2 separate regions of the Homo sapiens genome follow, and region 2 is linked to region 1. A link is an interaction called in ENCODE POLR2A ChIA-PET data of the cell type or tissue named here. Cell type or tissue: Panc1. All regions are shown on one strand.

What was found. ChIA-PET counts read pairs that join two places held together with the same protein. Peaks named below come from ENCODE experiments on the same cell type or tissue, not always from the same donor. Only the 100,000 strongest peaks of a DNase experiment are listed, where the experiment ranks them.
Region 2: POLR2A ChIA-PET joins it to region 1 with 6 read pairs; 6 of 35 experiments call an interaction of 5 or more read pairs at or near these places.

The regions. Positions count from the first base shown.
Region 1 is chr19:1,513,187-1,517,186 of GRCh38, forward strand. No RefSeq gene overlaps it. Among named protein-coding and RNA genes, the nearest start is that of ADAMTSL5, 2.2 kb to the left of the region's middle. RefSeq lists silencers at 1-27, 867-946. In Panc1, a CTCF peak has its summit at 839 (motif pointing left); no DNase peak of the experiment used is centred here; H3K4me3 peaks cover 821 bases.
Region 2 is chr19:1,583,347-1,587,346 of GRCh38, forward strand. MBD3 (methyl-CpG binding domain protein 3) reads right to left here. Exons shown (of 7, transcript NM_001281453.2): 2 at 1,709-1,868; 3 at 1,194-1,331. Among named protein-coding and RNA genes, the nearest start is that of MBD3, 7.5 kb to the right of the region's middle. RefSeq lists enhancers at 962-1,573, 1,574-2,184. In Panc1, no CTCF peak of the experiment used is centred here; no DNase peak of the experiment used is centred here.

The DNA of each region.
Region 1 (4,000 bases):
GCGCAGGGGTCCCGGAGCCGCAGGCTGGTGTCGGGCGCCCGGGTCCGGGTGACCTTGGCAGGCTCGGGCGGGGGCGCGGCGCGGGGACTGACCGCCCTCCTCTGCCCCGGGGCTGCTATTCCGGGCGCCGCGCTCAGGGCCCGGGAATGTGCGCGAACCGAGGTCACCCCGCCCTGGGTCTGGGAGTCCCGGGCGCTGCCCCTACCCCGCCGACGCCCGGATTGCGTCCCACCGGCGTCCCCATCCCCGGTCACAGCCCCCTCCCCTGGTCCTGCCCCTCACCCCTCTCGCGGGGGGTCGACCTGCTCGTGGATGGGGACCCTGGCGCGCCTGGGCTCCCATCCGGGGGTTCCCCGACCCAGGTCCCGGTCACCCCCAGCGCAGGGCCCCAGCGCACTGGGGAGAGGCTCGGCCCCGTGGGCCGCGCGCGGGGGGCGGAGAGACCCTCCCAGCTGGCGCATTCCCGGGCGCTGCTGTCACCAGGGGACGCGCCCCACCCCGCCTCCCGCCCTCCCTGCCGGGCCCCGGGGCTGCCAGCGGGGCTTCAGAGCCAGACCCGGGTCCAGGCGGTCCCTCTCCCTCACAGCCGCGGCCACACCCTCTCCGGCCTCAGTTTCCCCATCCCAGCAGTGGGCCCGGCAGGGATCTCCACCGCGAACCTTCCATCTGGAATCCGGCTCTGCGCGGACCGGCAACGCGAGGGGGCACCCCGGGACTCCCCCCACCCCACCCTTTCCCGCCGGGCGTCTGTGAGCCGCCCCGTGCCCACCCACGCAGGGATGAGACCAGGCCCTGGGTTCTGGGCTCCACCAGTTTCTGGTGTCGCCCCACGGCGCCCCCTGGCGGGCGGGCTGAGGGACTGGGGCACTAAAGGAGGGGGTGGAGGGACTGTCCTGCTCCCTGGGCTCCACCCAGGCTCGGTCTGAGCACCCCCTCCTCCAGGAAGCCCACCCTGCTGTCCCACAGCGCTGACCACAGGGAGAGAGGTTTGCTGGGGACATACAGGGTGTTGCTGGTCCAACTCAGTCTGCCCTCCAGCCTGTAGCATGTCAGCAGAGCCACCCATATGCCATTTATTGAGCACCTACTGTGTGCACAGCTGTGAACAACCCAGCCAGTCCCAGGCCAGCGGGTAAGGCAGCCCCCTGGAATGTATGACCCCCCACCTTCTGACCTGGACTATTGGAGAAAATAGCCCAGGCCCACCACTGATGGCCCCAGGTTGGGGGGTGGTGGTTGCGGGGATGTCAAGAAGGCCCTCACTGAAGGGGTCAAGAGAGAAGGGCAGGCCGGGCGCGGCGCCTCATGCCTGGAATCCCAGCACTGTGGGAGGCCGAGGCAGGCGGATCACCTGAGGTCAGGAGTTTGAAGCCAGCTTGGACAACATGGTGAAACCCAGTATCTACTAAAAATATAAAACTTAGCCAGGCATGGCGGTGAGTGCCTGTAATCCCAGCTACTCGGAAGACTGAGGCACGAGAATCGCTTAAACCCGGGAGGCAGAGGTGGCAGTGAGCCGAGATCACGCCACTGCACTCCAGCCTGGGAGACAGGCGAGACTCCGTCTCAAAAAAAAAAAAAAAAAAAAAAAAGGAAAGAAAGAAAGAAAGAAGTCAGCTCAGGACATGTGTCAATGTGTCATTAGGACAATTGTATCCTCCTCAGATGTGCCCCATTCCCAGATGTCCAGTCCACAGAGCTCCACTGGGAGTGCAGACAGCAGGCCCTGTGCCCCGCAGGGAAGGTATACAGAAAGCACAGCGCCCACAGGGAGCACACACAGCAGGCATTATGCTCTGCAGGAAGGGTATACAGCAGGTGCTGCATCTTGTAGAAATGCATAGAGTAGACTCTGCCCTGCAAAGGAGTGTATACAGTAGATATGGCACCTTCAGAGGAGTGCATACAGCAGTCACTGCATCCTGTAGAGAGTATATACAGCAGGTGCTGCATCCTGCAAGGAAGGTATACAGCAGGTGCTGCATCCTGCAAGGAAGGTATACATAAGGCGCTGTCTCCTGCAGGGAGCGCATACAGTAGGCACTGAGTTCTATGGAAAGTGTACCCCGCAGCCCCTGTTCCCTCCTGGGAGTGCATACCGCAGCCACTGCACCCTGCGTGGGGGCTCTAGAGCTGGCAAGATTGGCAGAGGTGGTGGTGAAGATGTGGAGGGCTGCCCCCCACCCCCAGTTCTTGTCCCCTACCGTCTCCCACCTCTGTCCTCTGGATGTCCCTAGGAGGAGGCTGGGAGCTCAGCCTAAGACACCCGGTGTAGGTGGAGGGGGTGGCTGCTGAGGCTCAGAGGCTCCTGGGGTCCCAGTTGGGCGGGGTCCCAGCTTACTACATTCCCCTGCCCTTGCCTGGACCCTGACCCAGGAATCAGCCGAGTCCCCCTACTCTGAATTTCAGCCTGGACCCCCTCCTTGAGGCAGCGTCAGGGCTAGAGGGGAGACTGAGACGCGGGTCCCGGCGGATGTGGATCAATTAGGTTCCATTTCCTTCATGGTTGTATGGCCTTGAGGCTTAAGGAATGCCGCGATCTGCTGTGTGACTGGGCTACAGTGAACAGTATGGTACCCCACACTTCAAACTGTGTTCACAGGGTAGATTTCATGGTAAGGGTTCTTACCATAAAAGAACAAAAACAGTGGGACACAAGGGACCTCGGGAAGTGACAGGTAGGCCTGTCATCTTGAGTGTGGTGACTGCATATGTGCAAACTCATCAAATTGCAGACACTGGGCTGGGCACGGTGGCTCACGCCTGTAATCCCAGCACTTTGGGGATCCAAGGCCAGTGGATCACCTGAGGTCAGGAGTTCGAGAGCAGCCTGACCAGCAAGGTGAAACCCCGTCTCTACTAAAAATGCAAAACCTAGGACACGGTGGTCCCAGGATACCTCAACCTCCTGCGTGGACTGGGTGGGGCCTCCCCATCCCTGCCCCACAGACCCCTGGACCCCCCGGTCCCTGGGGCTGTCCGTCTGTTCCTGGGCACCAGCAGGGGCCACGCAGAGTTGGGACCCTCCCCGGCTGGAGTCACCCCATGGGACTCAGGGCCCTGGACCCTCCTTGGCCGCTGCTCGCCCGGTCCTCATTCTGTGCCGGTTTCTTGTGCACGCTCGGAATCTGTTCCCTGCAGGCACCCAGTGCCCCGGGCACCGTCCAGAATTCCTGGAAGAGACCTCTTGCTTTCTTACCCCACTGCCCAGGCTCCAGGCCTGTGACATGGCCTCCCCAGGGTGCCCCTTCCCCTCCACCTTCACGTGCTGAAAACCACCTGTTCTGTCACTTTCAGGCGACGTGGATCAGGTGGACTGGCCCACCTCCTCCATTGTGTATGACGTAACCCATGCTTGGCCAAACAGATAATTCCATCTCCTAGAGACGGGGATTGGCTGGGGGATGACCATGTGACCCAAGTGGGCCAATGAGAGCCTGCCCTGGGACTTGAACTGGGCCATTAGAGGAAAAGGTGGTTTCCCGTGGCTGGGGTGGGCTCCAGGGATGGCGTGAGTTGAGGTAGGCTGGACTTTCTTGACTGCTCGAAGAGATGCACTGTCTCAAGCAGATGCTGACAGACGGCAGCAAATGGAAGGGGCCAGATTTCTTTTTTTTCTTTTTATCTTTCTGTCCTTTTCTTTCTTTTTTTACTTTTTTTTGAGACAGGGTCTTGCTCTGTCGCTCAGGCTGGGGTGCAGTGGTGCAATCACAGCTCACTGCAGCCTTGACCTCCTGGGCTCAAGCGATCCTCCCACCTCAGCCTCCCATGTAGCTGGGACTACAGATGCATGCCATCACATCTGGCTAATTTTTTTGATCTTTAGTAGTGACAGGATCTTGCTATGTTGTCCCGACCCAGGCTGGTCTCAAACTCCTGGGCTCAAGAGATGCTCCTACCTCAGCCTTCCAAGTAGCTGGGACTACAGACATGCATCACCATGCCTGGCTAATTTTTATATTTTTTGTAGAGTTGGGGGTCTCCCCCTGTTGCCCAGGCT
Region 2 (4,000 bases), 70 kb after region 1:
CACTGCACTCCAGCCTGGGTGACAGAGCGAGACTCTGTCACAAAAAAAAAAAAAAAAAAAAGAAAAAACAAAAAGAAAATACACACGGTTCTCAGGTTTTTAAGAAGTAGGTTACACAGTCACATATGGGCAGTCAACCCCCTGTATCTGTGGGTTCCATAACCACACACCCAACCAGCGGCAGACTGAAAATATTTGGGGGGAAAAAAAATAAATAAATACAACAACTGGCCAGGTGAGTTGGCTCACACCTGTAATCCCCACAGTTTTGGAGGCCAAGGTGGGAGGATCACTTGAGGCCAGGAGCCTGAGACCAGCCTGGGCAACATACAGAAACCCTGTCTCGAAAGTGAAAAACTTAAAAAAATGAATAAAACACACACAAGGAACGTCACAAGCATCCACACCTCATGAGCAAGCTAGAAAATACCTGCAGGTAACGTGCAAACATTAGACCATTTCCATTTTTTAAAAATATTTTTATTTTATTTTTGAGACCGGGTCTCGCTCTGTCGCCCAGGCAGGAGTGCAGTGGTGTCATCTCGGCTCACTGCAACCTCCACCTCCCGGGTTCAAGTGATTCTCCTGCCTCAGCCTCCCGGGTAGCTGGGATTACAGGCGCACACCACCACGCCCAGCTAATTTTTGTATTTTTAGTAGAGACGGGGTTTCACCATGTTGGGTCAGCCTGGTCTCAAACTCCTGACCTCTCAGGTGATCCACCTGCCTCGGCCTCCCAAAGTGCTGGGATTACAGGCGTGAGTCACCGCGTGAGGCCATACTAGACCATTTTCTGAGGGGCCTGAACATCCCCAGATTTTGGTATCTGGGGGTTGAGGGTGGGGCGTATCCTGGCACCAATACCCTGCACATTCCAAGAGGGGACCGCAGGACTGGGTCTTGCTCTGCCCCCAGGCTGGAGTGCAGTGGTGTGATCATAGCTCACTGCAGCCTCAGCCTCCTGGGCTCAAGCAATCCTCCCACCTCAGCCTCCCCAGAAGCTGGGACCACAGGCGGGCGCCACCACGTCCAGCTAATTTTTTACTTGTTTTTTGCCTCGTCATGTTGCCCAGGCTAGCCTGGAACTCCTGCGCTCACTACGTCCGCTCCACGTACGACCTCATTCCAAACGTCCACCCACCAAAGTGAACAACCCGGCCGGGAAGGCTGGGGTCGCTGTGCGTTGAGCTCACCTGGCGCGGCTGGTCCACCGCCTTCTGCGGGTCGCTCTTGACCTTGTTGCTGGGGTGGTTGGTAATCTTGGTCACCGGCTGCTTGAAGATGGACGCCGTCTGGCGCACGGGCAGCGCCGTGTTCAGGTCGGGCTTGCCCTGCGGGAGGAAGGATATGCAGTCCGGCCTGGGGGCGCCCCGGCGGCGCGGAGCCTCAGGGGGTGCGGGGCCCGGGTGACCCCCTGCTTTGCCGGCGCCCCTCGTGTCCCCCGCGCCCGCCAGGACCCCCACGGTCCGGGGAGGCCGCTCCCGCAGGGTCGGTCCGGCCGGCTCTGGAACGCCCGCCGCGGGCCGCGTCCTCGCCATGCGCCTTGCGCTCTGCACCCTGTGGCCTGCGCCTTCCGCTCTGTGCCCTCCGCCCGCTGTGACCTCCTGCGCTCAGGACGCCGGGCTGTGTCGCCTGCAGCTCACGTCATGGCCGCGTCCCCGCCTAGAACGCCCCGCGCCGACGTCACCTGCGTGACGCCACCACTCACCTTGACCTGGTTGGAGGAGTCGTAGCGCACGCGCTGGCGGCTCTTGTTCATCTTGCTCATCAGCATCTTGCCCGTGCGGAAGTCGAAGGTGCTCAGGTCCATGGAGCCGCCCAGGTAGCGCGCCAGCTGCGGCTTGCTGCGGAACTTCTTCCCGCTCGGGCTGCGGGGAGGCGGGACGGTCGGCGCCCCGGGCGGACCCCAGACCCCAAACCCAGGCCTCGGCCGCAGACCCAAACCCAGTCCCAGCCCCAGCTTCAGGTCGCGACCCCAGCCCCAGACCCCAACACGGCCCTGACCCCAAACCCAGGCAGGCCCTGGCCCCAGCCCCAGACCCCAACCCTGGCGTGACCCCAGACCTTCATCCCAGACCCCAGCACCCCACAACTGGCCCCTAGATCTGGGCGCCAGCCAGACCCAGAGCACTGGCCCCGATCCTCACACCCTGGCCCTAGCCCCAGCCTCCACATCGGATCCTTGCTCCAGACCCCCAACCCCGGTCCCCTCTGAATCCTCCCCACCGTAGGCCCTGGCAGCGTCAGGCACAGCAGACGCTGAGTTCGGGTACAAACGCTACTACCTACAGGGCTTTGGGCCCCGGCTCTGGGAGGATGGCTCACATGTCCAGAACATTCCAGACATGGAATTTAGGTCACATTCTTGAGAAAAGACCCCACGGAGAACAGGTATGTGAGGGACAGCCCTAAAAGCAATCTTCTTCCACCTTGGGGTTACAGCAGCAGGGCCAGACTGGGAAGGGGTCTCGTTCTAAGATCTGGGGCCAGGCCCTAACAGCTGCTTGGGCATAACCCGACTGGAGAGCTCGCAACAAGGCAGCCAGGTAAACACAGACCTGCTCTCAGACACGGGGCTCTGCTCTCAGCCTGCCATGGACAAGCGCCGGCAACTCATCCTCTCCAGGACATAAGGACACCCACCAATGGGTTGCCCTGTGTGTCACATGAGGTCACACTACAGGATGACAAGCACCCAACCCAACACACCGTCATCATGGTTGGGATGTAAGATGGAACAGCCATGTTGGAAAAGCCTGACAGCTCTTCACTGAGTTTCCAGATGACCCGGCCACGCCACTCTTAGGTATCTGCCCGAAAAATGAGCACGCATCCACACCATCACTTCTACACGGATGTCCCCAGGAGCCAGAAGGTGGAAGCAGCCCAGACGCCTTCAATGGATGAACGGACAAACGCCCATCCACACGATGGGACATACTCAGCCATGAAAAGGAGCGAGGCTCTGACACAGGCCACAGCGTGGATGCACCTTGAGGACGCCACATTCAGTGAGAGACGCCAGACACAAAAGGCCACACAGTGTGTGATCCCATTTCTAAGAAATGTCTAGAACAGGATAATTCAGAGACAGGAAGGGGACGCGTAGTGCCAGAGGCTGGGGTGCAGGATGTGGAGTGGCTGCTGATAGGGACAGGACTTCGTTTCTCTCTTTCCTTTTGGAGATAGGGTCTCACTCTTGCCCAGGCTGGAATGCAATGGCTCAATCACAGCTCACTGCAACCTTGAACTCCTGGGCTAGGGTGATCCTTCCACCTTAGTCTCCCAAGTAGCTAGGACGACAGGCACAAGCCACCACGCCTAATTTTTTTTTTTTTGAGATGGAGTCTCACTCTGTCGCCCAGGCTGGAGTGAAGTGGCTCGATCTTGGCTCTCTGCAACCTCCACCTCCCAGGTTCAAGTGATTCTCCTGCCTGAGCCTCCTGAGTAGCTGGGAGTACAGGTGCCCGCCACCACACCTGGCTGATTTTTGTATTTTTAGTAGAGACCAGGTTTCACTGTGTTGGCCAGGCTGGTCACGAACTCCTGACCTCAGGTGATCTGTCCGCCTCAGCCTCCCAAAGTGCTGGGATTACAGGTGTGAGTCACCGTGCCCGGCCTAATTTTTTTTTTTTTTAAGACGGAGTCTCGCTCTGTCACCCAGGCTAGAGTGCAGTGGTGCGATCTTGGCTCACTGCAACCTCCGACTTCCGGGTTCACACCATTCTCCTGACTCAGCCTCCCGAGTAGCTGGGACTACAGCTGCCCACCACCACGCCCGGCTAATTTTTTATATTTTTAGTAGAGGTGGGGTTTCACAGTGTTAGCCAGGATGGTCGCGACCTCCTGACCTCATGATCTGGCTGCCTTGGCCTCCCAAAGTGCTGGGATTACAGGCGTGAGCCACCGCGCCCAGCCAATTTTTATATTTTTTTAATAGAGATAGGGTCTCACCATGTTACCCAGGCTGGTCTGGAACTCCTGAGCTCAAGCAGTCCTC